Regions from separate parts of the Mus musculus genome. Here region 2 is linked to region 1. A link is a loop called in an ENCODE intact Hi-C map of the cell type or tissue named here. Cell type or tissue: left cerebral cortex. All regions are shown on one strand. Links, peaks and the distances in the headings refer to the core of each region. The heading gives the core; the rest is flanking DNA.

What was found. A loop is a pair of places that touch in the nucleus more often than their neighbours do. Peaks named below come from ENCODE experiments on the same cell type or tissue, not always from the same donor. Only the 100,000 strongest peaks of a DNase experiment are listed, where the experiment ranks them.
Region 2: a loop joins it to region 1, with 5 times the contacts of the local background. A loop is called at or near these places in 5 of 42 quality-filtered maps.

Annotation. Positions count from the first base shown.
Region 1 is chr8:50,306,930-50,323,014 of GRCm38, reverse strand. The region is part of intron 5 of 1700019L22Rik (a long non-coding RNA gene); the gene reads left to right. Among named protein-coding and RNA genes, the nearest start is that of Gm2516, 53 kb to the left of the region's middle. In left cerebral cortex, for the core only: a CTCF peak has its summit at 6,205; a DNase peak (open chromatin) is centred at 6,177.
Region 2 is chr8:50,909,893-50,925,977 of GRCm38, reverse strand. 1700019L22Rik (a long non-coding RNA gene) reads left to right here and starts at 8,545. Exons shown (of 7, transcript XR_003947392.1): 1 at 8,545-10,113. In left cerebral cortex, for the core only: CTCF peaks have their summits at 8,231, 9,343, 10,579 and 11,176 (motif pointing right); DNase peaks (open chromatin) are centred at 9,941, 10,276, 10,560, 11,096 and 2 more places; H3K4me3 peaks cover 2,329 bases.

The DNA of each region.
Region 1 (16,085 bases), core at 3,016-11,015:
TCTAAGAAGTTTCCACAGTACAGTACCATCCCACAGTCCTGTCACTTTTAAGGGCAGTTTTTATAGCATTACTGAACTTTGCATGCATACTCTACTGTACCTGAAATGGAGTCAGTGCATTAAGGAACTTAGTTTAGAAAATCTGTGAAAAGCTCCTTTAATCGTAATTAGTTAACTCATTAGAAACTTGTCTATTTCAGTATACTCATGTGATCTGCTGGATGCAAGTGTCTGATATAGCAATTTGAAAGTAACTCTGAACACAAATGGCACACTAAGTAATAAGAAATGTGCTGAGGAATGAGAATAATGTGGGAAAGTTCACAGTTTATCTTGTCTAAGGCAATGCTGTGGGGAATACATGTGAAATTTTACCTGTTTAATAAGAGAAGTGTTTAGAAGTGAGAAAGAAGGTAAGAACTAAGGGACAGGCATCAATCCATCAGTTATACACACGTGAAAGCTTGCCTTTAGTAACCACAAAATCAATTTTCGTTGGTTTAATTAAACATCATCAGGCCATTCATTAACTCAAAAATACAACTGAAAACATAAAGATAGATTATTGTTTATAAACACATCTAGGATTACAGTACAAAAGAAAAGATAAAGTTAATGTAGACTAGATGTAATGTACTAGAATATGAGAAGCTTTCTTGAAACAATGTCTGCAAGAGTTAAGTTGAATACTGCGCCTTATATGTAGATTTGCATTTCCAGTTAGCTACCATTTATACAGTTTTAAGATATAGAATATCAGTTAAGCCCCATCATCTTAAGTGCATACCATTCTCTTAAGTGGCAGATATATATATTTTTTTCATACGGATATAAGAAAGGGTTCTGGAAAGCAGGTTGATGCCATTTTATTCTCAGATTTTCTTTTATTTTTCTTTCTTTCTTTTGGTTTATTCCTTTCTCCCTTTTTTAGTTTTTTTTTTCAATAATAATGTATGTGTTTTGCAAACTACTGTTGTAGAAAACACACACACACCTCACATAAAAAAGAAAAGGGAAAGAAAGAGAAAGAAACAAAGGAAGAAACAAAGAAAGAAAAGAAAGTTGAAAAAAAATCATCATTTGGTCCATTTTGTTTCTCAACCCTCAACGTCTGGTAGCAAGAGCCTCGCCATGCCCCTCCTCCACTCTGATAGACTGATTGTTTTGCCCGTGTATAAAAGCCCATATGAGTCAGATTTTCCCTTGTGAATTTCATTTACTGGTAATGTCAAGTGCAAATCCTTATTAGACCACAGCGATGCACTGTGTAAACCTCTTTAATCACCTAATTGTTTTGCCGGGAGAAATGGCTCTAGCAGGAAGAATAAAATTCCTTTAGTGATTACAGCAGTATCCTCCAGGCTTCTAGATTAAGCAACGTCAGAGAAGTGAAGACTCCCAACTCCTTCAGAGTACTAATTTATTACTGTACCCTAACCCCTTTATTTTTCTCTTTTGTTGTTTTCTGAAAGAATCTTTAGCTCTCTACACTGTGTGTGATTAATTACAGCATAATGCATTAAGACAGCATTCTTCCTCTGAATTAGCTGTATTTCAGAGACGTTTTGTGATATATAGATAAGCTTATCTTGACATACAGAATGATTTAGAGACAGAGACCACAGCTTCACAGGGAAAAATGCTCTTTATGGCTTTCTAGTCAGCTCACAAAAATTTGTCAAAAGACAAAACTAAGGATACCTCCAAACTGTGTATGCCATAGCCATTTTCAAGCTACATTAAAAAGAAATTGTTTTTTATAAAACATTGCTGCAGTGTCACTTGGTTTTTTGTTTATTTGGTTGGTTGGTTTGGCTTGGTTTTGCTCAGGCATTTTCTTAAAACCTGAGTCATAATAAACCCTCCTACCAAGGAAGAAAAAGTCAGCAGTATAATGGGAAGGGCACAGAATATATTAATTTTTATTTATTTATTTATTCATTTATTTACAATATAAAGAAGTAAGTATGGCACTGGTTATTTTAAGGATAACTTAAATCAAAAACAAGAAAAAAAATCTTTACATTCTAATATAGGTAAGGATAACAACTGGACACCAACTTTTATCTCAGAAAATGCGAAATGACAGAGCCAAGGGAAGTCATGAGAAACTTGATAGCTTTGAGACTTTGAATATGCAAAACTACAGAAGAGTTAAAAGATGGTTAGTTACTATCAGAGCAGTAAACTGTGCTATGACTTGTGTGTGTGTGTGTGTGTGTGTGTGAGTGCATGCAATTAAATTCATCATGTCTTAGTCTGAGGCTCACAGATTGAATTTGTTGAGTCAGCCCTGTAAACTGGCATTGTCCCTTCTAAGTCTTTCTCAAAAGAGCTCTTGCTGCAATTGGCATTGCTGGTTCATTGTTAAAGCTCTTCATGATGGATTAAGCCAAGGTTTCCAGAGGCCATTGACAATGTACAAAATTTTTATTTATTTTTTTACTATTATTATTAAGAGTAAATATCATGGCTTTGTTTAAGAGGTAAATGGGGGGGGGGTGGGATGGGGATGTGTGTGAAAGGGTGACCAGGAAAGGGGACAACATTTGAAACGTAAATAGAAAAAATAGCCAATAAAAAATAAATAACAAAAAGTTAGCAAATGATCAAACACTAGGCTATATTGTCAGCCCCTTTCGCTTCATTTTACTTTTTAAACTTCTAAATGGTTCTTACAGTTTGATCACACTGGCCTCCAGGTTATAGTGCTTCTACGTCTACTTCTGAGTAGCTGCAATTATGGACTGACATTTAAATCAAAGTGTAGAAGGATATACTCCTGTTAATAAGCCCTTCTGTCAATATCAGAGACACATGGAATACTGTGAGCATTGCCTCCTTATTACACCATGTTCAGAAAACTTAGAAGGGCTGGAGAGATGACTCAGTCAGTAAAATGCTAACTATGAGGAGCAGAGATCCCGCACCAAATAAAAAGCAGAGACAGCATTGGGCATTTGTAATATTTCTTTAATTTTATCACTGGGGATAGAGGCTGCAGGAAGTAGGAGGAGAGGCCAGCGGTAGTAAGAGCCTAGGGATTGCTGTCCAAAGACTTTAGCCAGCCAGTGAACTCAAGGGTTAGAGAAACACTTTGCCTTGGGTCAGGAGAAATGCCTGTTTCCCAAAATGCTCGCTGCTCATGCAAAGGACTTCAATGCAGTTCTCAGCACTCAGACTGAGTGGTTCACCACATGTAACTGTAACCACAAGAGACCTGATGCCCTCTTCTGGCCTCATGTTTTCCTCATACGTGTACACATACACACCTGCATACATACAAATCAAAAGCAAATAACCATTTAAGAGCACCCCGTAGCCAAAATAAAATTTAAAAGTTACTGAAGAAGACCCTTGATTTCAATTTCTGACCAACACATCTGTACACAACTATACACATCTATGTAGTCAGAAGGACAGACAGACAGATATACATACAGACACACACACACAAACACACACATACATACACACACCATGTAACACAAACAAAACACAGAAAGAGAATGATTGCTTTAGAAAAGATGATTGGAACTAAGAATATCAAAACATACTTGGTGCAGTAAATCTCCTCCCAAATATACCCCGGCAATGAAAACACAGCACAGTTAATATGAATATATGCTGTGCACCTAGATTGGGCAGATTTACCGCTACACTACCATCTTCCATAGCTTATGAGACCCCTTAGAACTTGTGTTTTTTCCAGGTCATGTGCTTCTGCTCTGCTTTTCTTCTTTTTCCTCCTCCTCTGAGTCCTCTCCCTCTTCCATTTTCTCCTTTCTCTCTCTCTCACCTTCTTCTCCACCTTCCCTTTTATCTGCCCAATCATCAGCTCTCCTTTATTTTACAAGTTAAAGTGGGAAGCAGGTTTACTGGAAATCACCTGAATGCTGACTCAGTCCTTGTTCTCAACCACTCACAGGAGAACGGAATTAACATCAAACATAATTAGCCCCAGGGCTATCCACAATACATAATGGGAACCAACTGGAAGCCCCAGAAGACAACACTAAGTAAGAATGGGCCTATTTGAAGCTAAAGCATATGACCAATACAGTTGAGCACAGAGAAGGGCCTACTGTCCCTCAGTAACTTTCAGATCTGTGCACCTTCTTGAGAGAAGCAGATCTTTATAGGGAGGCCAAAAGTTCTAGGAGTCCTTTAGCTGCCATTTACTGACTGTTCTCTGTGTGCTGTAGAACTCTATGGCTTTCAAAGAAAGTACTTTAACTTATAGGACAGTATGGAATCCTGGGTAAACAGTGCAAGAAGTTCCAAGGCAAATGCCCAAATCAAGGCATTAGATAACCTGCCCAAACCCAAATCTGCAGTTCCAAAACCCATTATTATAGCCATACCATATTGTAATTCTCATCACTGACAGTGGCTAATGGACACTTTAAACCACTTCACCAGACAATAGATTCTACACTTACTTTCCATAACTATGATAAAACACTAACCTCATAAGAAAAAATAGACTAATTTTGCTTCATTGGTTTAGAAGTTACTGACTGATTGTTAGTGGTGCTTCGGGAAGGATGAGGTAGTACCCTAAGGTGAAAGGATGTCACAAATCAAACCCATACTCCATGGATAGACAACCAAAAATAGTAAAGTAGATGATAGGCCCTTCCCCAAACTGACCTGAGGACTTTCCTACCAGGCTTCCATTACTACCCAGTACTGACACAAGGGGACCGGCTTATTTAAACATCAGGCTTTGATGGATCTTGACCTCCCAAACTGTTGTAGTTCCCATACTAGGCAGCTGGTTATTATTAGAAACAAAACAGGGAAGGTAGTTCAATTATGGAAGGGGTAGAATAAACAACCAGGCTGCCTCAACCACTGGACTCTAAATTGACTACCTTAGCTACAACAATTTCAAAAGAGACAAATTACTAGTGGGACAGTATGCCACATCCCTGAACCTAATAAAAAACAAAACAAAACAAACAAAAAACTCCTCAGTGGAATATCACTTTTGTAGCATAATAGAAAGATTATTTGAAGTAAATTCAAATGTAAACAGCTCTTCCATTCCTGTTATAAGAACATAGTGCTTCAAATGCCACATTGAATTGAACAAAAAGAGTCTATTGCATTCTTTGATAGTCAATTTTTTTGGTATGTTATACCTTATCTCATATATATATATATATATATATATATATATATATATATATATCCATTTTCCTATACATTTGCATTTCCAAAGCTTATTTTGTTTAGGGTATAATATAATAGTATTTTGTAAATAAAAAACATTTGAAGGAACTTTAGTAGTGATGCTGCTGCTTTCTGAAGTCTTTGATCTTTGGTACATCATTAACTTTCTCAGTTTCTTCTCTGTGAGGCGAGTCGACCGCGCTTGCTCTGGGAGTTCACCTTAGGTATGAATAGAAGTGTGAACATGAGACATTACTGTGTCAAGAGTGACTAAGAGAACCTGTCAGGTTATATAATTTCATAACTAACTTAACCAAGTGTAGAAGAGTACATGTGAAACAGAAGAGTGAAAACCTCATGTGGAAATAGACCACCGCACCTTGGTGGACTTGAAACTTTGAGGGCCAGGGCAGACGTAATATTCTGGGTTGCAAGCAAAGCCAAGCAGTTAAGCAAAGGCATTTCTAACATCCTTCAGAGCCTGACTAGGATGCTTCAAAAGAGCATTCCTTGTAAATTCTCTTACTTATCAAACTTGACATCACTCTGCCAGTCGACTTTCTAGTGGTGGTGTTTGTCACATTCACAGTTTTATTGCCATTGCTGCATAACACATTATAAGTATTCAGGAAATGTTTGATGAATGATCATTAAATAATGGAAGCTATAAATGTCATTATGATACAAAGTGAAAAATATTAATTTTTCAAGCTCATTACGATGCCAAAAAGACTATAATTGTGTTCTTCCTAATGCTGAAGATATTCTGTTCCAGAAAAAAAAATAAGTAAAAGTGTTTTAAAATTCAAACAAGGATAACTGCAAGTCAAGAACATTTAAATTAAGACAGGTAGATTTTGATGTTGAAATTTCAGAGTAGTTCAAACATTTATTAGTCTGATACTCCTTTAATATTTGATTGTGTGGCTGTGAAGAAATATTCTAACGAGCAAGCAGCTGCTTCCTAAAACTGAAACTCACAGTCTCTGTGTGGAGAAACATGGTACATATGCCACCATTTGGTGAGATTATGGTGTTGCAGATAATTACTGCTAATTTTCACATCAAAATGTCTTGTAAAATTCTTTAAATTGTATGCATTTGGTGAGATTATGGTATTATTTTAAATTTGGCAGTGATGCTTATAGCTTTATTGCTTATAGCTCTTAAATCATGACTCATGCCATGCATAAAATTATAAAATATAAATTCATAAATTTGAAATGTTAGGAGTTCCATTCCCAGTCAGAGGAGGCTAGGCAGCTTGGATATGAATTCACAGACATTTTTGTTTACCTGACCACTGACTGTTATTTGGTCAATATTTTCAAGCCAATATAAATAAGAAATGAGATTCACACCTTTAGTATTCTTTCTTGCCAAAGTTGACAAGATCCAGAGACAGAATTATTACTGTGTGTGAGGACTGACCAATATACTACAGGAGTTGTCTTTTCTTACTTTGCTCCTAAATGTCTTTGAAACCACGCTCCAAACATGAATTCCAAAAATGACCAAGGACAGTACCCTATCACAGTTCTTTATTCTGAGATGGTGCTGTCACAGCACAAAACCATCAAATATGCTTTGCAGATATCCCTGTAAACACACAGCTTTAGCAGAAAAATCCCCCAATCTGCTTTACTCTTCCTGAGGAATTCCTTTTGGTACTACCTCTCTACTCCAGGTACATTTGTAGTATGTGTAGAAGAGGAAGCTCCCTCAACAGACAGGCTCAATGGAGAGCCAAGCAGTACCAAGGTACCAAGAGGAAAACTTCAGGGTAAATGCAATAGAAAATACAGGGCAAGCCTTTATTTTGCATCCTTCCTGCTGTTTCTTTCTTACTTATTGTATTAGTCAGAGTTCTCTAGAGTCACAGAACGTATGGATAGTCTCTATATAGTAAAGGAATTTATTGATGACTTACAGTCTGCAGTCCAGTTCCCAACAATGGACACCACAAGCAGGCAAATGAGAGAGAGAGAGAGAGAGAGAGAGAGAGAGAGAGAGAGAGAGAGAGAGAACTCCCTTCTTCCAATGTCCTTATATTGTCTCCAGCAGAAGGTGTACCCCAGATTAAAGGTGTGTGCCACCACACCTTTAATCCCAGATGACCTTGAACTCAGAGATCTCACTGTCTTAATCTTCTGGAATCCATAGCCACTGTGCCTCAAAACCTCCATACCAAGATCCAGGTCAGAAACTTCTACCTCCCAGCCTGGATTGTAGTTCATTCCTAATATAGTCAAGTTGACAACCAGGAATAGCCACTACACTTATTAAGTTAGACACAGTGATTGTTAATAGATTTCAAATTGTCTCTAGAAAGCAGAGGTTTATCTTGGTTTTGTATGCAATATCTGGGATAAAAACTTTGTGCTGAATGCGTTTTCAGCCCCACTATACCATTGGACATACCCAGCCCACAAGCAAACCCACATTATACAAAATCTGATTAATTGTAGCTCAGTCTTCAAAGATTCTCCTCTGTTTCTTTCTGGAAGTTTTGGTTTCTTTGTTTTTTAAATTAAAAAAATCGAAGCAAAACAACAATGGGATTTTCTCTATGCTTAGTATGTATGGAATGTAAAAGCTTAGCAAATACCAAATTTTTGATATGTGATTTATAAGGTAAAACTTACTGCTCTTAAATATAGGCAAAACTATTGACAGTTTAAGATATCAGACATAAGATTCAGTTCTCCTTAATGATTTAATTTAATGCGTAATATTGACAGAATTTTTTTTAAAAAAGGTTTTAGAGAAGACAGTGGCTTTAACAACATATTTGTATCTGATTTGAATGCAATTTTAAGAATTGTGTTATAGATGTGGCAGGGTTTCCAAAATATCTCATTGCTTAACCTCATCAGTAGAATACACTATTTCAGAAAATATAGATGTCTAACATTTATAAATACCTAAAATTTTCAGAGTTACCTTACTTGTCCTTCAGCAGATAATAAGCAGTAACACCTAACATGGGCAATAAGGAAAACTATGTTGGTAGTGGTGGTGGTGGTGGTAGTAGTAGTAGTAGTAGTAGTAGTAGTAGTAGTAGCATTGCTGACTGAAAGTCTCCTGCTAAGGCAGGAAAGCTGTGTTTGCTGAAAGTAGATACAAATAAAAGACATTATATTTTAATGTAAATACGTTATTTACCAAAACAAATGTGGTGTGCTTCATGAGGGGCATGATGCTAGCTTAAAAGTTCTACAGAGTAAATGTAGCACATCATAGAGACTTCATGGGATTTTCCAGATATAAAGTAGCAATCTATGATAGGTTAAATAATGAGATTACATAGTTATAGTAGGTATCGTTGTTTCTAACAATGTTGCTTTGATACTTACAAAGCTGACTGATATTTATTTGTAGTGATGGGGGAAAGGAAGGCTGAAATAATGAAACCTATTTTGTGCTCACTTAGATATTCCATTCGCTAGGTTTCAGCTGGAACTGCAGATGTCTTCAGGTCTGATGTACATTTTGTAAGCTGGAGCGTCTATCTGATTCCTTATGATTGGCAGGCTGAATCTCCCAAAGACTTTGCTTTTAGAACAAGGTTGTAGCCAGTTTCCTTTTTGCATTTTGTAAACTGGAGAGTCTATCTGATTCCATGGGATTGGCAGGCTGAATCCTCCAAAGAGCTCACCTTTAGAACAAGGTTGTAGCCAGTTTCTTTGTTGTGGAGTGTTACATTTTCAGATGAAAAGGGCATTGACATTCACTAGGTAAAATTTTTCTGACTATGATGATCTGTCTACAATGGCATAATATAGCAATAAAAAAACAAAGTTAGAAAAAGTAATCTCATAAGCAGAAATAGTAGGGTAAAGAAATAAAATTAAGCCTACATTTTATCTCCTTTTGTCATACAAATTTTATCAAAAAATATACACACAAACACATATATACACACATATACTCAACCACAGAGACAAAAGAATAAATATAACAAATGCTATTTTAGGACCACATTGTCCACTATCTAGCTGCTAATATAAATAACATATATTAAATAGCTTCTGATAAAAATATATGTTTTAAATATTTTAAAATTTTGTTTTTAGTTGGGCCATGATTAAAAAGAGTACACTGTTGCTCCAGTAACCAGTAAAATGGATGATAAAGACCTCTGCAAATGTTATTGTGAAACTAGATTGCAAAGTTAAGTTTATGATTCTGAATAAAAACTAAATAAGAAAAAATTTGTTGTGAAAAGTTTATGTCAATGTTGTCCAAAGGCCTCCAAAAATGTGCATAGTTTATCTTAATATCTCTTTCTCTCTCCTATTTTCTTGCATCACTGTGCATTTAATGTCACAAAAGAAGTCTTTTTCTTCCCCAATTTTGCCTGACTCTGCTTCTCTGTAAAGTGTGCACCTGGATTAATAAATCACCCTAAGGTTTCCCATGCACCCCCTGTTGTTTCTTTGTAAATCTAAGGAATTAGCAAAAATTGATGTCACCATTTGTTTTAGGGTGGATGCTCAGAGCCGTTTCTTATATTAGAAAACCCCATAAATTAAAGTGGCTGAGACTTTATTAGCTATATGTGATAATGGTTTGTTTATGATCAAAAGTCAATTGGGCACAAAAATGTCACAGGAGCTGTCATAGGAACTCTGGGCACTTAGCAGTTGAAAGCACTTTACACATTGTTACTGTTACAAACTCAGCCTCATTTTCAAAACTATAAAATAGATGTAGTATATGCATGATCTGTGTTTTAGAAGACTGGAAATAGCACTTAAAATAGACATGCTAGGGGCCTTGGGGGCTCCCAAATAATGAGGCAAAGATCACAGAACCTCCATGGGTCTGCACCGGGTCCTCTCCACATGGTTGTGTAGCTTGGTCTTCTTGTGGAGCAAGAGGTGTGTCTCTGACACTTTTGCCTATTTTGGGACCCTTTGTCCTTCTGTTGGCTTGCCTCCTTCAGCCTTGATGTGACGTGAGGTGTTATGTTGTTAATACCCCTGAAGGCCTGCCCTTTTCTGAAGGAAAATGGAGGACGGTGAGTTTGTGGTCAGGGTATTGGAAAGAGTAAGAGAGTGGAGACTGCAGTTGGGATGTACAGTCTGAGAGAAGAATAAGTTTAAAATAAAAGTGTAGTCATGCATGCTACTGTGGAGCTGTATAATTTCTGCGTGTTGTTTTTCTAAACAGAAAGACAGCCAGGATTATTATTATTATTATTTCCTTCAAATTGTCTTAAATTTGTATGCTGTGAATACAAGGTACTAGAAAATTTGAAGAGTATCTCCTTTGCCCATTGCTATTTGCCCCTATAGAAACAAGGGACAGCCAAAACACACATCTTGAGTTCTTTGAACCCAGTGACTAGGGACCTCATTCCCCTTCTTGTTTTCCAAGATCATTGAAGAGTCACTGTGCACCACAATGCTAGAGTCATGTGGACTTGGCAAGTGGAATTTTCTTTATATCATGTTTCACCCTTTTTCTTTCGTATGGTCAGGAAATAGAAATATCTGAAGGCCAGAGTGATGGCTCAGCAGCGAAAAGTGAAAAGTGTTCCATCAGTGAGCACAGTTTAGTTCCCAGCACCCATGATGAGTGGTTCAGAACTGCATGTTATATCTTCAGTGGGATATCCTCTTCCGGACACTTTGAGGACCTATATTCACACATGTGTTTACCCACACACATAACTATAAAAGTAAGAATTTGAAAATATCTGACTGTGGAAATTATGATCTTTGTAGATACACATGGTAGATAGGTACCCTGACATACATTGTATAAAATGACAGAATGAACATGGTCGTTTTGTTGTTGTTGTTGTTGTTGTTTGATTTTTTGTTTTTGTAGATGATGTTCTTCTAACTTATATTCTGCCATATGCAGATATTGTTCAGGTAACAGGATCACCAAATGATTGATTTTCTGCAGCTGTCATGAATCACTTTTGTAATAACATTAATCCTATGACCAAACAGCCCAGTGATGAGATAATAGCTGTAGATGTATTTTTAAAATGATGCATGCTATTTCAAGGATTTAGTTTTAATATGATTTAAATTACACAATCTGCCTAAGAGTTTTGTTATTTAAATCACCTCAGCCTGAATCATGGTGTAATATGTTACACTTAAATATTTAGTATTCTAAAAGAATCAAATGATAGATACGAAATCTTAAGATATATTGGGTAATACAACACAAAACCCCAAGTTATCCTCTTGGTTACTTGTTTTCTCTCACTGAGCCAAGGGATGTCTTTGAAGCCCAAGATAGTATTAACTAGAAAAAGTCAGCTTCAGCCTACTGGGGGCTAGAGTTATAAAAAAAAAAAGCATCACACAAGACCAAGTTCATGATTTATAGCATACCTAGCTGAGATTTTAATGTAAATTACACGTGTACAAATCAAAGAAGTGTAAAATGGAAGTTCTTTTTTTTAATTAGGAATTTTCCTCGTTTACATTTTCAATGCTATCCCAAAGGTCCCCCATACCCACCCCCCCAATCCCCTACCCACCCACTCCCCCTTTTTGGCCCTGGCATTCCCCTGTACAGGGGCATATAAAGTTTGCAAGTCCAATGGGCCTCTCTTTCCAGTGATGGCCGACTAGGCCATCTAAAAAATGGAAGTTCTTATTTCCTTACAAACAAGAATATTACATACTATTGTCTGGAATATACCTTGTAACTCATGGTAAAAATAGCAATACTTTTAAATTCTTCTTTTTCTTCTGTGGAAGTATATGAACTATAGCTGTTGGTACCATACGGAGCAATCGTTTGCCATCTCTTCTGGCCTTAATATTTTCTTCTGATCTCATAATTCATAATGATTTTTAAAAAGCTTAATAAATTGAGAAAAAAAAAGAAGTGAACTCCTAATGATTCTCTGTGACTTTTAAAAAGTCTTTCCTTTTTTTTAATTTGAACTTAAAAGTTGTGTCTAAGATGAATTGCGTGCCCTCAATTAGTCTTGTGTATAAAGAAGAACAACACAGCCACACAATGGCATGCATGTACCAGGACCCAGACTTGCTTAGAACTTCGAATTTTAAACTGTTACAAATCCTATGCCACAGTCTGTTGTTCTACTTGACTCTGAAGTTCTTTTTAAAAACTAGCATTTTAAGCCTTTGATTTCTATTCCATTAACTATACCTTTGGCTGGCAGAAAATCAAATATTCTTAGGACAAATAATGACTGTACATGAAATATCAAAACAGCCACTCAGGAAATATCATCTTGTACAGTGTGTGCTGAGCTTTTTATGTTTCTCTTCTGGTCAAGCCATGCTGCCTGTTGTTCCGACAAAATACTGAAAAGCACAGACACATGATCAAAGCAAACTTGCCTTTAATCAGCCATGGGCATCTGGGTGCATCTTAGACTGTTCACTCATCCGATAGCTTTGTGTACTTTATTACTCTAAAAGGCTTGCAAAACAAAACTACCAGAAAAGAAAAAAAAAAAAAAAACAAATCCGGGTTCTGCCATTTTAAAGTTCCTTGTCATCATGATTTTTGTTATTCATTGTTTCTATTAATGTAAATTATGTGAACATCTGACTCTCCACTCAACACCATTCATTCAATTTAAAGCTAAAGTGTTACAAAATCTGGCAGTCTGTTTCTAATATATTTTTGACACCGTAACCTACATATTCTCAAATATTCATTACAATGTCTTCACTGATTTCTATAAACTCCCATGAGATGACAGTCAATCATTGCCATCATTCTAATGTTCTTACCAAAGTATTCTAGTACAAGCATGCCATAAAGAAATAGTCCAACAATGAATATTGCTCTTAACTTTCTGAACAATCCTTTCCTTTCTACAAATAGAATTACTTTCGTATCCAAAGGCCTTCCTTTGAGTGTGTAGTAAACATAAGAAATATCTTGGATAAAGTCCTGGTGATTGCTGAAAGAAAGAATACTCTAATAAAATGAGTGATAAACGTCCAAATAGTTACTGTGGAGCCATTTCATGATTTAAATCTCTTATTGAGAGAGCCCCCGTAAAGAGCTTGCAGAAAATTGCTCCCTTCTCACCTTTAATTACATTATTTAAGTGGAATAGTCCCTCTACTGAATAAATCGCAAGTAATAAACTCTTTTTCATTTATTATGCAAAGTCCTCGTCAAACAAATTATGGGGCTGCAGAGAAGCCAGGCATTCTTCATTGAATCAAATAAGAAATGAAGCATCTAAACTGATTTGCGATTGTAAGAGAATTTTAATTTACTTGAGACAAGCAGAGCTTATGATGAAAAGATGCAAAATGTACTTGGTACTCTTACAGGGTTCTTTATTTTTATACTTTACAGGCAGCATTTGCAAATCATTATTACAATGGCATGGGAAATATTATTTTTACAATGTATTAAGCAATGCAAATTGCTTCCTTTGGGGAAATGTATGATCAGTAAATGTTCCTTTTTCTTCTCAAAAAGTAATAATTGTATTTCTATTTTAATGCCTTTTTAAGGTATAACATTCGCTATTTCTCAAATTATTACTGAATTGATTAAATTGTTTTGAGTAGAAGTAACTATAAATGCAATTAGTATTGTAATTGGGAATCTAAATTAGTTTGAATATTATAATAATTAGTGAAGAAGAGTTTAATTAGCACTGTTTTAATAATTTCATTTAACATGGACCTTATATAGTGTTCAATAAAAACTATTGAATGCTACTTGATTATTTCAGTACTAGATGTTATTTGAAGGGATTTGACATGTTTGATCCTTTTGCAGATGTGTTACCTCATTTTTTGAAGTAAGAAATTGTATGTAACATCAACATGTTTGAACTACAAACACCTTTAAAACATGGATAGTTCTAGGAGTAAGAAAATGTAGTCTTCATAGACCTAAAACTTCCTCAGAATAAGATCTGGATACTAAGGTCAATTGTACAGAAAACGAAAAACAATGACAACAACGACAACAACAACAACAACAACAACAAAACCCACTTTCTAAACTACACACAATGTCTTAAGATCATTAAGAGCACTCGTAATATTAAGTGTCTCCTGCAGTATCATATAGCCCAAACACTTGCATTTCAAAAATAAAGTTTGCAACATTAATAACATGGCTTGTAATACACAGGTCATAAGAACTTGAGGGGAAACGTGAAGCACAGGATTATAAATTACAGTCAGAGGAACCAATGCCCACTCAGCCTCCAGTATACAGTTTAACTTGTACACTCTCCATTACGCCAAGCAAAGAAAGGAAAAATATTCCAATGAGAATTCATTGTCCATCATGCTGCATCAAGAGAAAATTTTGGAAATTTGGGGATTGCTGATACATCTTTGTAACAGCAAAGAAAGGACTCTCATAGCAAGTCTGTTTTGTACATTGGGTATGAATTTGATCTCTTTTTCAGGAGCTGCTTTCTGGTCATTTGCAATCTTGTTAGTCTTTTTTTTTCCATTTTTTATTAGGTATTTAGCTCATTTACATTTCCAATGCTATACCAAAAGTTCCCCATAGCCACCCACCCCCACTCCTTGTTAGTCTTAAAATAATACGCAAACATTAAAAAGTTAAATCACAAATGATCCCTAGTTTCTTAGGTCGAGAAATATTGGATGTAGACTGTTTGATCAGCCAAAAGCTGCAGACAAACTGATTACATTGAAATTCAAGCCTATATTCTACTATTTCACTGTGAATAAATATATCCTACTTGAAATAATATATTCAATGGGGTGGCCACTGGTTTATTGTGGGCCTCCAATTCTACCATTTTACAAATGCTTTTCTTCACAATTAAAATAGGTTGTCTGACTTGTTAGTACATTCATAGAAATGGACAAAATCATTTTTTCCAATAAATTTACACATAATATTATATAGTCAATAATTATAATAGATAATTTTCACACATACAAAACTACACAAACCATGATAACTTAAGTACCTTCTCTTTAAATTTAATATAAGTGATATATATGCCATAATTTAATGGTTAAACATCAATTAAATAATGAAACATATTTTAGAAAAATTGCAACATTTAAGTTGTAAACAATCTATTAAGCCAACAAGGGAAAAATATTTAAATGAGAATTTGTCACTCCATAAGGTTGGCAAAGTGTGCAGCCACTCTTTATGAACAGGCCGTAGCCTTATATCTATCTTTGTTTTCCACCCCTTTCTCTGCCTGTCCCCCTTTGTCTCTTTTTCTCTCTGACTTTATAGTGTCTATATTTCTGTGAGCCCTACTATCCATCTTTTTCCCTTGTGTCAGTAGCCCACAGTAGAAAACAAAATACAGACTGTGAGCGCAGAGTAAATCATATAAATGAATCTCTGCATGTCCAAATGGGATTTTGATGCCAACTGTATCACTACAAAGTGAGACATACACAGTGCCAGTGAACCATGGCGTCTAAAACATTCCAGGAACAAGTGTGGCGCAGATACAAAAAGTCCCCCTCTGTGGCATTTCCTGTGATTTGAAGCTACCTCCTTAAGGGATGTATAATTCTTCAGGATGGCTACTTTCTACTCCAGAGACAAAATTCATTAAGACTGGGCAGCAAAAGACAAAAAAGCTCTTCAGGATGGTAAACAGTAACTTTAAAAAGACACAAAATAAAGAACCTACCTCAACAGAATAAGCTGTGTTTAGAAAAGGAAATTCACATGGGAACGAGTATTCTTTTAATTTGAGGTTTGATTTTTAAGGTGGAAAAGCCTTCCTTGATGTGTTTCAACTTAAAGCACATAAGCAATTGCAATTACTCTGTTTCTTCTATTTCAATCCTCAGCTGCATGCACGGGGCTCCACATTTCCTCTCTGAAACTCAAAGTGAACAATAGACTTTAGATCTGAACTCAATCTGAGCACAGATAGGTACCTAACCTCTCATCTAGATAGAGAGTGCATG
Region 2 (16,085 bases), core at 5,118-13,117, 600 kb before region 1:
AACTGCTCCAATTCAAAGCAGTTTACAAGCAACTTTCATGGTCTTTGTTGTCACCTGGCAACGTCCTGGAGATTGACAAGTGGAGCGCAGGTCTTTGAGGACTGATTTCTAAGGATGTTAAGAGCATGAACTCCATTCCTTTTAAATACTTTCTTAGGCACCAGCTTCAAAACAGAGTCAACCACTGATCCAACCATTTAAGATAGAACGTCTCAGTGCATGACAATGGGAAGCATCACAGAAATGTACACTAGAAACTGGACTGTTTTCATTTGACATAAGTCCAGGTATTAAGCTGTAGCACAATGAGTAGTTCCTATTCAGTAATGTATATCTACACGCAATCACTGGTGGGGAAGACAAAAGAGCGCCCAGGGTGGTACCATAAACTAACATTTACATGTCTAAATGACAGGTATTACATTTATGAATGTCACAGACTTTGGGTAGGCTTTCAGAGCAATTATAGACTTCTTTTTTTCCATTTCCCTATATTAATATGAGACAGTATAGCTCTGGGGGGGGTTATCAGAAGCTTTAAGCAAATCAGTCTGTATAAAATCAGTATATCTGCTTTTTGCCACCTTCCCCAGAGGCAGCCATTCTGTGGGACTGACCCCAGTTTCTGTATTCATCAGGAAATACAACTCTGTATGAGAAAATAATAATTTTACTTATGCAGAAAGAAAAGTGTTGAAGGGATTCACTTGAACATGGTTCAACTTTGGTGCCTAAAAAAGTATTTAAAAGGAATGGAGTTCATTCTATCTTCTCCTGAAGATAAAGGACCTATAAAGGAAGAGTAATATGCATTTAAATGCTATTTATTGCACTGTGCCCAGGATCTTAAGATATTTTTATGTGCTTGATCTACTAATACTGAAAAAGGTATTAAAATCCATAGGTTTTCTTGCATTTACAACTTATAGAAGAAGCATTTTATAGAAATAAAATGGTGAATTTTAACATTTTAAAGTTCACACATGAACTTAAAACTAATGATACTGGCTTACTTATTAAAATTTTTACATATGTTCAACTTGTTTTTTAATTGTTGTACTGAAAGAGAATCTTCACAAAATTCTACACAAAAAATGAATGTCACATAATTCTTAATTTTTTCATTGCCAAAGTAAATTGATGCAAAACAAACAGCAACCATCAAACAAGAGAAAGATGTCATATTATTTATTTGGTAGGATCTAGAATGTAGAACGTATCTCGACGTTTCAAGAACAAAAATCAACACCCAACTAAAAATTCAAAGACTTTGATTGTTGTTTTTTTTTAAGGCATAAATAGCCAATAAGCCCAAAACATTCTTAACTTTAATAATAATTTGGAAAATTCTAACCGTAATCAAACTGAGATTACATTTCACTTCTATGGCATAACTGAAGTTCTTACTCACTCTGGTGGAAATGTAAGCTGATATGTAGCTGTCTGTTGATTCTTTAAAAACTAAACAGAATTATCAAAGTACTGTAATTTGGATTCCTGTTTTAGAATCCTATCAAAATATACAACGGAGGAATTTAATAGATAATTCTATAGTATATTTGTGTTGATATTATCCACAAGGGCCACTAGACTAGAACAACCTAGATGCCTGTAAGTGGACATATGGACAGGCAAACGTTATTGTTTACAAACAAGGAATTTGTTTCAGCATTTAACAAAATCATCTTCGTATCATACACTGTCACATGGCTGATCCTGGACAACATCACGCTAAGTGAAATAAGCCATACATAAAATAGCAAATGCATCACAAATGCACCGATGTGGGTTACCCATGATAATTAAGTGCTCCTGGTTATGAACTGGTCCATAAGAGTCATGGACTATCATTCATAAATGAAAAGAAAACTTTTGCTTGGAAATATGAGAAATGTCTAGACAGGGAAGTATACAGTAATTGCCCAAGAATATAGCTATATTCCATAGTCTACATTTTATTTTGATTGTGCTAAACTGTAAAAATGTTAAAATAATAATTTTTTTCTATATACTTTATCTCAGCTTGAAAATTATTTAACTTGGGTGTCTTTCCACTCAGCCATTTTGAGAGATAACCTTACCAAACTCATACCCATTCACATAAGCCCTCGTCCCAGATAACTGCATTAGTTGTTTTCTCTGTATATATTATGATCCAAGTTTTCACAAAATCCTCACCAGCTTACATGGAAATTTCTTTCCAAATTCTATAATCCTATAAGGTAAGGGCTAGGTCTACTGGAATGCATTTTGTTCTTTCATAAAGGGAGTCCACAGAGTTTCAACTTTTTGGGAACTAAATGAGAGGATGCTATCTATGAGAGAATGGCCTTAATTTGAGATCTGATCTGGTGCCATTTTGGTCTTGCACTTCCAAAGCTACTGAGTTATAGAAAATGAACATCTGTTATATAGATTATGGTGGTTTTACTATAGCAGCGAGAGCATCTTATGGAGGGCATCGAACAAAATAACAATGTACATGTACTTGCTTCTCTTTACTCACAAATTTTATATGCTCTGTTTCTTTGAAGGATTTCAAGAAATAGTTCAGCATTAAAAAGAAAACTGTGTCTGGATGTGTGAAATCAGGACCACTTTGATATATTTGTGCTAATTGGTCAGGTTTCTCTCATATGTCTTTCACAGATCAATACTTTAGTATTAAAGTAAGTTTAGTAGAAATAAATATCAAAGCAATATTTCAAAGTTTATCTCAACGTTGTGGGATTAATTTTTCTTTTGGAAACACATTGTGCAACTCTTGATATAGATAACCTTAGTTTATTTGAGCCCTTTGATTAACAAGAGAGAACATTTGAAACTGGTTTCATTTATAGCTAAGTAAATTATCAACCAGACCTGAGGAAGGAATGATGTTTGAAAAATATTTCCAAAATATAAATCATTTAAATGCTACATGACATTTTCTGGAACGAATGAGAAAGTTGAAATTAAGTTATTTTTTAAATTAATATAGCCATCTTCTTGTGTATTAATACTAATGAATTTACTTCATAAATTATATTGAAAACACAAGCTTTTAAGGTATCAGAGATAAAGATAATCCTGACCCTCTAAGCTTTAGAAATCAGGCTATCTCAAAGTATTTTGAAATGGTAGTTTTTAATCCCTTTTTAAGGTCATTTTTCCCCCACTACACTAAGTAGGATTTTTCAAACACCAGCAAAAGACAGTGGCCATTGAAAACACACTGCTCTTCTCCATGAAAGAGCATTTCTACTGTCTATTTGAATGCATTTGAAATCCACCCTTTTTCAATTTGACATCAATATACCTGTGCCTCTCTATTAACTCTCATAAAAGTTTCTGACCTTTAACAAGGCCCTCTCAATGAACTAAGCAAGGTCCATATGAATCAGAGAGCCTGAAGAAGCAAGCAAGAGGCTACATGGGTTGGCACTGCATACTGGTGCCCTGCAAATATACTATAGCTTTCAGTTTGGTACCACAGGTTAGGATCTCTGAATGTGTGAATGAGTGGGTCTCTGACTCATGGGATCTTTTCCTTCTGTTATGCTGCCTTGTCCAAACTTGAAATGATGATTTTCCCGTATCTTAGTATATTTTATTTTGTCATATTTCCTTGTTGTTTCTTAGAAGTCTGTTATTTTCCACTCAAAGACATAAAAGCAGTGGATTCAGAAGGGATGGAAGGTTGGAACAAATTGGTAGGCTTAGAAGAAGGAGGGAAATATGATCAGGATTTATTGTATGATAAAAGAATCAGTTTTCAATAAAAGGGAGTAGGGGTCTGGATTTTAAAATGTTCATCCTGATTCTTTCTATTCTATAACTTTCTACATAGTCAATGCTATCACTTTCATAGATGTTTCTGAAATTAAAAGTGCTATGTAAACTAGTATCATATTACTAATATTATAGTAATGGAATACTATCTATGAAAGTTTATGTATGTTATACACTGATTTGATTTAAACTAATTTTCATTTTTAATGATAAATAATAGTATAATATATAATAGTAAAATGTGCCTGACATTATTAACTTTAAACTAAGTAATTAATAATTAATTTAGAATGTAGATGAACATTTTTACTTTAAGAAACCAAAACAGTTTTAAATTAATGATGAATAAAGACTTTGTTCTTTAGAATGTTCAACATGCTGTGAATTTTTAATTTTTATGATTTCTAATTCTCAAAACATATGCTAAGCATAAATTTAACGTTTTAATAAGGAATGTGTGTTGTTTTTATAGAAACAATAAGATCAGTTTAAAACGACAGGGCTATTTATAATAATGAAAAAGTATAAATTTATTAAAAACAATGTAGTTTATTAATTATATCATTATATAATCATTTAATATCTACTCTCTATTCTATGCTCCTTAATAAATTGCTTTGATTCATATTTCTCCTAGAACTAATCACTTTTGGGCAACTCGTGTGTCTTCAGGTACTCTATTAGAGCTGAACTCACTACAGCCTTTAGAATAATGCCCATGGCATTTAATTTCTAATGCTATAGAAAAAGTGTCCCTTATATACCTCAATTGCATGCACTTACAAGATGTTCTGTTCTCTGTTGAAAAAATATGCTCATGAGAATAGGGATGATTCAGAATCAAGCAAGGAGCTGCTTGCTGTCAAGCCCACCAAACAATGTGCCTGGGAGACTTTGAAGATGATAAAGAGCTACTCTGGGTAGCTAGATGAAGGAAATGGATGTAATCTAAATCGATGGATTAGCAGTTATTACTGTCCAAGATAAATAAATTTTAATATAGAATCAAATAAGCCCAGTGTGTCAAAATGGAAGAAAGGAAGACACTGATGAGTGTGAGCATACAAACAGCAGGAAATCTGTGGAGGGTTTTATTCAGGAGCTTATGTCCACAATATTAAGAAAAGCCACATTTGACATACAGATTTCTCTTTTCAAACATGAATAGATCCATCTGGAAAATTAACTTTTGAATTGCCTCTCTAACATTGAGCTTAAGAGCAAGACTATTGCCCATCTTTAGGACTCCCTTGAAATAGGGTAAAAGAAACTTTTGAAAACCTCTTTGTTATGTGCCTCAACATCTTTCAAGACTTAATAAAGCTTAGGAATAAAATGGTAATGATAATAATAATAATATAAACAAGTCTGGTGTGGTAGTGACTACAGCAGGATGAAACTGTTCTCACCTCTCACAGGAGTGGTGAAGAGACTCCTTGCTACATAATATGCAAGGATGTGAAAAGGATACATTGTAGCAGACTACTTTATAAGAAAATAAAATTGTTGAAGAAATTGAGAAAATAAAACACGTTAAATATGAAGGTTATGTTTGAAAATAATTTAAATAGTGATTTTTAAATCAGGTAAAGATTCAGACTTAGCGTCAAAGAACAGAAAATTGCTGTGTCCAGCACAGTAGTCAACACACTTCCCTTTATACATGACCCCTAGTTCCCACATGTATAAACTAGATAATTACATACACCGTCAGTAAAGCTAGATGTTGACGATGTGAATACACCTACTCACAGAGAAATGGGTCATTCTTTAAGAATTAGCGATTCTGGAAATATGATGGTACATTTAGAATTGTAAAAAAAAAAAGGTACTTTTGAAACAAGTGAAATTATGACTCATGGAATCTCATATTTAAAGTACAGGAGAAGAGGATTTCTGGCTTTGAATTGCCTGGTTTCACTATTGTCTGATTTCATGTTATCAATGTGGATGCAACTTGTACAAACCTTTAGACAAACTCCCTAAACTGGGCATTTCATATATACACGTACCAATGCTTAAAGTTTTTTAATGATATAACATATTCTGTGCACGTGCGTGTACTCAGCAGACAGGATGCATCCAGTCACCTCTGTTTCTCCATATTTCCTGCTTCTTAACAAGCCACCTCTATCTCATACAAACTTACTTTCCTCTTACTGAGCTTCTGTGCCCTCCCTTTATCTTTTCTATTGCTTTGTATTTTATTTGTCAAGAAAATAAGCTAATAAGTGTATATTACCCCCAAAAATAAAACTACAGAATCCCCAAGATACAGTCCACAGAACTCAAGAAGGTCAAGAACCTGAAGGGCCCAAGTGGGGAAGTCTCAGTCCCACTTGGAAGGGAAAAGAAAGCAATCAAATGGGGAGAGGAGAGGGACCTGGGAAGGAAAAGAGAGAGGGGCAGGGAGGGGAACCAGATCTGGTATTGGGTGTGGGGGGGGGGGAGAACTGAAGCCCTGAAGGCCAACAGAAAGAAGGCAACCTCAGGAGATAGGACATTGGGGGGACCTTCCAGATTGTACCAGAGACCTGGGGCTGAGAGACATTCAGGATTCAAAAGGAGGGATCTTAGATGAAATGCCTGACAGTAGGGAGAGGGAACTTGTAGACCCTACCTCCTGCAGAAAGACATGGCATCAAGTGAGGGATGGGGTTGCCATACCACAGTCAAAACTCTGAGCCAAAATTTTTTCAGTCTAAAAGAACTGCAGGGATGGAAACGGAGAGGACCCTGAGGAAAAGAAGGTCCAGTGTCAGGCCCAAAATGGTATCCAGCTCAAAGAGAGACCCCACAGCCTGGCATTATTACTGAGGCTATGGAGCACTCACAAAAAGGGACCTAGATGATTGCCCTCTGAAAGACCCAACAAGCAGCTGAAAGAATCAGATGCAGATATTTGCACCCAGTCAATGGACAAAAGCTGCTGACCCCTGTGGTTGAATTAGGAAAAGCTGGAAGAAGCTGAGGGGGAGGTGGGGGCTGTAGGAGCACCAGCAGTCTCAATTAACCTGGACTCCTAAAAATCTCAGACAATGGACCACCAAACAGACAGCATACACTAGTTGATATGAGGCCCCCAATACATATACAGCAGAGAGACTGCCAGGTCTGGGTTTAGTCAGACAAGATGCACCAAACCCTCAAGACACCAGAGGCCACAGGGAGTGTGGAGATCTGATGGGGTCGGAGTGGGAGGTGGCGATATTATTTGGAGACAGAGGGCTGGGAAGAGGTATGGAATGTGGAACAGTTGGAAGATGGACCGGGAGAGGAATAAAATCTGGAGTGTAAAAAGAATAAAGATTAAATAAAAAGAGGGAACATATATATATATATTGAATATTAAGCAAGTTGATGAAGTTATGCAGCTGTATACTCTTTTCCAAGAGTTTATTTTGGAGTTTCCTAAAATACCCTGTTAATATATTAAGGTATTCTCCAATATCTATGTGGTAATTAATAAATTCAGTAACCCTTAATGAATAAAATATATCCTTAATGTATTTGTAATGGTAGTTCACACATTTAAATGCATTTGAATTAGATTGTGAATACAGTTATAGACACAATGAAAGTGTCTATTGGGAGGCTCTTTTGAATGTCTTTTCTATATGTAGTCCATGCTAGTCCAGAACTTGTGAGCCTCTACCCTCTTCAGTGCTGAGGTTACAGGTGTGTACCACCAAACTCAGTGCTAATATCCATGGATAGTGTTCAATCACTTTTTCAAGATAACAAAACAATTACTTTTTATTTGTTTCCTAATTAACATCATTTTCAATGTCAAATTTGTTTTTGAGCTTATTATAGCATCATTGTGTGTAATTTAAGTCCCAGTAAACATCTGCCCCTTTGGATAAAGCTAAATAGAAGCACACTGAAACAAATGTTATGAAAGACCAAACTCACATAGGGAAAAAAAATACCATTCAGATGCAGTGCAGAAGATATGGATATGGGATTAGGATGAGCTCCAGAGAGGCGCTATATGTGTTTATATGAATCTGCATGTAAACTTCAAACTGCTAGTGTTAGAGAGCCCTCTAACATACTAGCATCTGTTTGTCTGTTGAAGGCATAGCACATGTATGCTCTTCCAATCTTTTGGGCTTAAAATAATATATGGTCCATGCTAATTTCGCGTAAAGAAATCACTGTGTCACGGGAAGACATGCTCTCCGAAGTGACTAACATTCGTGTTGTGTTCATCACTCAGGAGCAGTGATGTACTGCGTGGCTTTTCTTTGCTGATATCTGTGCCCAACCATGTACTAGAAAGGACTTAAATATCTGTGGCCCCTTCGCCCTGTTATCTGGTGTTTCCTAAGGCCTGGAAGTTCAGACGTTGTCACTATTCTTTGCAAATGATAACTGCACATTTTGAAAGTGAGCAATTGTAATCTGCAGAAAGAAGACGCACTATTTTCTGTCCCCCATGTCAGTCCTCACCTGTTCCTCAACTGACCTCTGGGGGGCTTACTTGGGATGTCAATGAGAATGTAAAGTGGAAAAATATACCAATTCCTTAAGGGGTATTTGTATATTAATAGGGAATTTCTTGGTAAATATTGAAAACGACAATGAGTAAATATCAAACCAGAAAATTTCATAAAGTTGGGAGAAATAATTGGGTATAATATAAAACAAATGAACACACCGGGACAATATATACATATAATAAAAGATCCTTGTAAGCACTCCAGTATTAAACGAGTGCTTTTACAAAAAGAGAATTCATAAAACATTGTTGGCGCTTCCGAGGGCAAAACGCTGAGGAAAGGAATCCTGCTTCCAAAGCCAGGAGGCAGAATTTGCATCGCATCCTTTGGGATGGTGCATAGTTTATCCGCTGCTTATTTATCATGATGCGGTCTAGATTTATTTCATTTTGATTCCTCCTCCCTCCTCTTTTGGGGATCCCTGGCAGAGATTTACGGTGGAAAAGCCGCTGGGCAGTGGAGTATTCCTGGCGAACGGCAGGATTTCCTTGAGCCCAAATGGGTTTCTTGGTGGAGAACAGCTATCAGATTGTGGAGGAATGGGGGAGGGCAGCTGGCTTTAAGGTCATCTCTTCTGCAGGTTTGGAAAAGGTTAGGCTGTGACTGAAAGACCATGGCACCTGCGGTCAATTGCCATTTAAGAGCTCAGTTTGGAGGCCAAAGATAGCCCCAAAGATATTGCACTCCGGATCAAATCTTGTGGGACCCTTTGGAATGGAATGTTGGAGTCCCAGGCTGAGCCCGGACGCTGAAGGGTTAGGCCATCCCAAGGATGGGTGCTGCACCTGAGAGTGGAAGGCACCTTTCCCGAGTAAGAGAAGAGACAGGCAAGGAAGTGTAGAAGCCTAACTACATACACTTGAACCACCATTTACAAAAAATGACCACACTCCTATTGCCTGAGGCTAAAAGCCCGCTGGGTAACAGGAGCAACCCGCTGGGGTCTGGGGACGCCCTGGAGGAGGATAGCAGCCCAGCCACTGGTGAATGAGCCCGGTCTCCTGCTCCTTGCTGGAGCCGGTGCATCTGCACTCACAGAGGCAGTAGCTGTTCAGGCGCATCCACCACCAGGGCTGAGAGTCTCTGCGCAGCGATCACCAGCTTCTCCCTTTTCGCCAGTGGAGCTCCATCAGGACTGTCCCGGGGAATCCGAAGAGAAGTCCCCTCACCTCCACTGACACTGGGCGCCTCCTCCACAGCAAGCAGAGCCCCCTGGGTGTCCTCTCCCTCCTGGTGCCCCGCCCTCCCAGGGCGCCTGGGTCCCCGCGCCTGCACAAGGGGGGAGGACCTGCCAGCAAGCCCTCATCGCCGCAGCTGGAGCGACAGCCACCGCTGGGCTCAGAGACACTTAGTGGGGAGGAGAGGGAGGGGGCGAAGGCAGGGCGGGAGATGCGGGGCGGGGGGATGGAGCCAAGAGGAGGAAATAAATAAATAAAACAATAACCTCCGCGCCAATAAGAGCGAGGGAGAGAGAAAGACGCGGCCAGAGAGCCACCGGTGCCAGTCCGCTCGCCTGTGACAGGCTCTCGGCGCGCGCGTGTGTGTGCGTGAGTGTGTATTCGCTGGGACTGGAGCTGGAAAGTTCAAACTAAACGTGTTGCTCTCCCGGGTGGCCGAGGCTCGCCACAGAGGCTCTGCCCAACTTCTCTGGGCCAAGTGACTGGCAGTGCCCGGCGCCCTTGGCGAGTCGCAGGCTGCTCGGCCCGGTGCCCGGGCGCAGCGGCAGCAGCGTCTCCGGTCAACCTGGGAAGGAGCCCCACGACCAGGGCTGGACGCTCGCCCCAACAGATCGCAGACTCTCGGGGTCCTGGGCTAGCACCCTGGCAACCAGAAAAAGGTACGTGACACTTTTCCTACAGGAATCTACTCTCACCCAGCCCGCGTGTGTAGGTAGCTGTCTAGATGCTTTCTCTGCCAGGGGTGGTCACCGTTCGTCAAACTTTACCTCCACCTTCACACTAGCTGGTGGCAGCGGAGACTGCTCACGCTGGTAAATTTGCTGATATGAACCGAGTGGGGGCAGTTTATGTTGCAAGCGGTTCTTGCCATCTGAATGAAGACTGCCTTTCGGATAGAATCGCAGCTCTTACCTTCTGGTGGTGATGTTGATTGTGATGCTCTTGCCTGGAAGGCTTGTTAAAGGTCTCCTGGGCCCTTCTGTAGGAAAAGGGCTTACAAGTTTGCAGGAAATCCTACGTGTAAACCAGGGGAAGTTTGCAGGAGCTTGACTCCCGGGGAGGAGGAGTAACCCTTTCTTTGCAGTAGCGGCAACCGCGGTTTGGAAGCAGCAGTAGCGGTGGCGGAAGGAAAAGCGGTTTGGCTCCTGGCAGCAGCTGCTTGTTGTCCTGTCTGTGACTGGGAGAAGACGGAAAACTGGGGCTGCCTTGTCCAAGCATGCGACCCAAGAGCTGCCTGCATAGACGCCATGGGGTCAGTAAGAGAATGGCACCCAGTCACTTGGCTAATCCTGTTGAGAGTCTTGATTACCGTTTGTGATGCTATGTTTCCTCGCTGTCATGTTTTTAAAATGCTTTAAAAAGTTATTTTGCATGTGATTTTCATTTCTGGGTTAGGGGAGGCTTTAGGACCGTTCAGAGAAATCAGTTTGGTGGAGTGAGTGTTCAAATCTGCAGAGGAACCTATCTCTTGTCTGTAGTACTTCGCCTACTGTGAGGAATATCTCCCCTAAGATTATATTCTGTTTCCCCACTTTCTTTTTTCTTTCAGTAAAGCAGGAACTCCTACGGACAACCCCGCCCCCCACCCGCTCCAAATGTAAAAGTAATTTTAAGTTTAACAATCCACATTCTTGAGCCTTTGGAAGCCACCTGCTGAATTAATTCATGTTAGTTTGAGAGGTTCCCACTTGCTGCAGAAGATGTAGACACATCCAGCAGATGGAGCAATGGAAAAGGGCCCTAGAACAAATCTAACACCCATTTATCCCGATTAAATCACGTTGCTGGGAGGAAAAATGTATATGGAGTTACTTTATCAGGAACACGGAATTTTCTATGATCTTTGAAACAATGGTAAAGCCACCAAAATACGACTAAAATATATGGATTAAAAAAATCCAGTTCTGTGAGCTGTTATTTTTTTTTCTAACTTTCAGGAAACATTTCTAAAGATATTTTATAAATTGAAGTTCAATTGAATTCATTCATATGAAGGTACAAGGCACTTCCAAGGTGATAGATTATGACAAATAATAACTCCATTAAAAACAATGCACTTTTTCTCATGGCATGAGTAATGTTTAAAGATATAGGTCATGAGTAATGTTTAAAGATATAGGGTGTGTGTGTGTGTGTGTGTGTGTGTGTGTGTGTGTGTGTGTGTAAACTTGTACCTCAAAGCAAATAAATATTATATTATCAGGCTTAATACAAATAAGTTTTTGTTTTGTAAACTTCAATAGGGAGGTACATGTTTTTCCTAAAATAGTTGAAAAGTTAACAGAACTTTGTAGCTTTGTAGTGATTATACTAAATTAATGTTATTCTTTCTCTAGAATTATAGAAAAAAAAAGAAAGAAACATGTGTGGTCTGTCCACACCAAGTAAGTCTTCAAATAGCAAGGCAAGTGCTTGTCAAAATACCTGTTTAACTGACTTTACATCCACAATTATGTTAACAAGGACAATATACCCAACATATATCTTACAACTTTAGCCCAAGTAATGCTCCTGAGAAAATAACTATAGAGGTGATAAAAACGCATTGCCCATTTTACAGACACAGCAGAAAGACTTAAGCGAAGTCAAGAGCCACTGCACTCAAGGCTGGGTCTTGTGTTTAGTCAACTCCACCACGTCCAGTGTCTTCAGAGTCAGTGTATCTCTGTATATTACAGTGTGGTACAGTATTATGTCTAAGTAGTCTGAAGCATACCAATTAAATCTTATTTTAGAATCATAATATAGTAATCAAAAGGTTACAGCTTTACATTACATATTTTAAAGAACACAAAGATAGGCAAAACACCTTCAGAAAATTACTACATGCAATCATTTGAGTTAAATGTGCTTTCCATTATTCGTGTGTGTCTTAAATACATGTGATTGCATCTAATTCATGAGATAATTGAATAAACCCTAACTGTGCATCCCCGAGACTATTTCTGGTAGATTCACACAATATCAAGAGGGCTTGGAACTCAGTTAATAGTGTAGCTAGCTTTGTCAAGAATCTAGTCTTATCTTGACTCACACCACATGGATAAAATAAATATATATATTTCCAAACAAACTATCTCAAAATTAAGTCCCTCCCAAAGCAAAGAACATAAGCCCTTCAGAGAAAGACGCTGAAAGTTTAATTTTTTATCATTACTAAATCTGTTAACTACAGATTTAAATACAATAACTTTGACTGGAAATTTAAAAGACAGCTAATAACACAATTGTTCATCTCATTAAATAGGATAAAGTGTTCTTATATGATTGCTATAATTATCATGATTATCATCTAAGAAAACCAGATGCAGTTGTGTCCATTTGTATCTGCACTATTAATGATAAAATTGAATCACAATGATTTTGGAAATAGATGATATTTCAAAAGTTTTTGAAAAGTCATGGCTTAGTACCATCTTCATATAATTAGCTTCAGGTTTGCGGGAGAGGCAGTGGATTAATTAATGCACAGTATGTCACATATGTGAACATACACATAGTATGCATAAAATACATATTAGCTTGTACTATGACACATAAAAGTAATGCTATGAGCTGCATTGAAAGAAAAGGGAAATAGCTTAGTTATTAATTTTAAAGTTTTATTTGGAAATCACAACAATCATACGTGGATATAAGTTAAACAGCCTCTAAAATTAAAGCAAACATTTGCTTTCTAAATTAAAGCTCATGACGATCGTTGGAACTGGGGAATCATCAAGTTTGATGTATAGAATTTATTTCTTTTCATTTTATCCATTTACTTACATTTTCAGTCTAGTTCTTCATATTAGCTTTCGCCCAACTTAGCCATATTACATAATTTTCTCCAAGCACTGTAAGAAGGTAGCAATTGAGCTTAGACTTAAAAAATATATCAAGCGAATTAATTTTCTATAAACACATTAACGAGATTGAGAGATTGGGGAAAAGCTGTAATTTCTGCCTTCTTGCCATTACGCTGTCTTTAAAGATAATAATGCTTTGTCAGTCACTGATGGTGAAGCAAAAGTTGAAACCTTGTACCCTTACTTTCTTTCTTATCAACTTCCTGTTGGATTTGTCTGGTATAAATTCTGATTAGATATGGCTTTCAGTTCCAATTGTTAAAAAATGCACACATACAAATTGTGAACTTTAAAGGGTATGTGGATTCCTTTTTAAAAGTTTCAGCAATATGTGTGTGTGTGTGTGAATACTGTGATATCCATGTAAAATTCATATTAGACATAAGCAGAAATGATTACAAATATATTTTGAAATAGAAACCTCATCAGAAATGACGGAGATCCAAGGTTTACTTCAAATGATAGTTTCACATTTTAGCAGTATTTTAATTAAATTTTTAATTTCATCTTATATTTGTCACGAATAATTTTTATGTATGGAAATGCTTTTCATCTATATTTTATTGTGTGACACTCTACTTAAAATGTAGCTTAGTTATATTTACAGGTATACGTACAGGCAGATATTTTGTATGTTAATAGGAATGAATATCTAGATTGCAATCATATATGCTTCTGTATTTGCATCTATATTTTTCTAATATAAGTAGAGTTCAACCTATATAATACTTTACGACAGACTGTATTTTATTGTTCCTTCTAAAATTCTCTTTAATGTCCAAGGACCCGGAAGGATTTTCTTTGAGGGATTGTGTGGTTCTACCTCTGTCTTTGAGGAAGTTTTTCTGTAGATATATGTGATAGATCTGACGCCCTGCCATTTGGTCATTTATGAAAAAGATACAACTTCTACTCTGTGTAGAAACTTAATACATGAGTCACTTTAGAGACTCATGTATTAAGAGACATACAGTGCAATTTAGAGACAAAACCAATTGGAAAAGATAGGAACGTTTTGTTTCTCATAGCAAAAAAAAAAAAAAAAAAAAAAAAAAAAAAAAAAGTGCTACATTCCTTATTTGCAGAATGTTTATTTAAAAGTTATTAGTGGGTTTTTTTAATAAAAGAATTGATATCAAATTGGTGAAAAAAATATTTAGTAGTTCCAGTCCTGAACTGTTATAATAACTGGTTTTATAGTCATTCTTTCCATGAAATTGATTTCAAAAGCATGGAGAGGTATAATTAAAATATAAAATAAAACAAGAGGAATGAGGCCACTGGTTGATAATATTAGAGTAAAGAGTAGCATAGAAATAGCAGCCTAGTTAGTGTTTAGATATTTATACAGCTTTTAAAGGTGACTTTGATTGCTCCAAGAAAGCCTTAAATGTCAATATTATTTTCTATTGTTGAGTATGAATATTTTAAAAGTTGTAGATAGTGTAACGAGTTCTCTGAACTTTGTATCTAAAGTGAAGAAGGCTTTTATTATTTTTTTTCAAAGACTAAGTGTTGCGTGACCCAGAATATAAGCGCTTTCCAAGTGATTTTTGCCATGGCTCTTAATCTACTGCAATCACAGTATATTCTCCTGTGCAGGAAGCATTCCTGCTAGATCCTGAACTGGGCTATCGTCGTATCTACTGGTAACTATGGTCATACTCAGATAGTAGACTTAGAACATTATTGTGGGAAAAAGTACATTTAAAATCACTCTTTTGAGTTCATAAAGCCCAATAAAGTCATGACCACTAACATGAAAAATCAGAGCCAAATCATCTGGAAATCTAGATTCTGTGGGGATGGGGAAAGAGAGGCAGGACCATTCACATCCTGTGTATGGCCCCTCTGCTTCATGTTTCTTATTTTATGAATAAACATTTCTTTTATAGTGATTTTTAAACAACTGGAAAAATAATCACTTAATTTTGTCTATATTTATACATTTGGAAATAAACTTTATCAACATTGAGTTCTTCTTGAGTAGTTCAACCCATTGTTACATATGTAAACTCTAAGTAAAGTTTGAGCTTGTTGCCTGTTTAAAAGGCTATATTAAGCTATATGACAAAATCGGGGAGGAGTAAATTACTAATTCTCATTAAGTCTAGGAAAAAAAAAAACTTGATATAACTGTTTAAAACCAATTCTATTTTAGGTCTGGGATTATATATAAGATATAAAAATATTTACAGTAAATTTGAAGACTAGAAATTTTTAATGGGATTCCTGTATATGTATTTAACTTTCTTAATTATCCACCATGTTCTTTTGCAATAACAGAATAGTGTGTCCTTAGGACATGTTGAAGAAGAATCAAAAGGTTAAACAGATACAGTGTGGGGGACAATCGTGCTAGATGGATTACCTTCCCTCAATAAACCTATTTCTGAACTATTTCATTTAAGTTAAAAATATCCATAAGTTTAATAATAATTATTTAAAGTGTAATTGTCAGATCCAATGCCCTTGAAATATAAGGAATCTCTCGGGTTTTGATTCATTCTTCTTATAATTAAAATCAATTCATGCTAATTTTTTAAAAAAATTATGATCCAGTGTGCAAAGAAAATTTAAACTTACAACACACACAGAATATTGGTTTTGTGAACGTGAACTGGTGGTTTTTTGTTTTTGTTTTTTGTCTTAGAAATTTAGTTACTTTAGCTCTATGTGATAGTAATTCTTTCAGTAATATATTCCTCTAAGATCATATTGAATGAGCTGAACTATCATTCCTTCATTGCTGTTATTTGCACATGAATTTCAAAATACTTCGT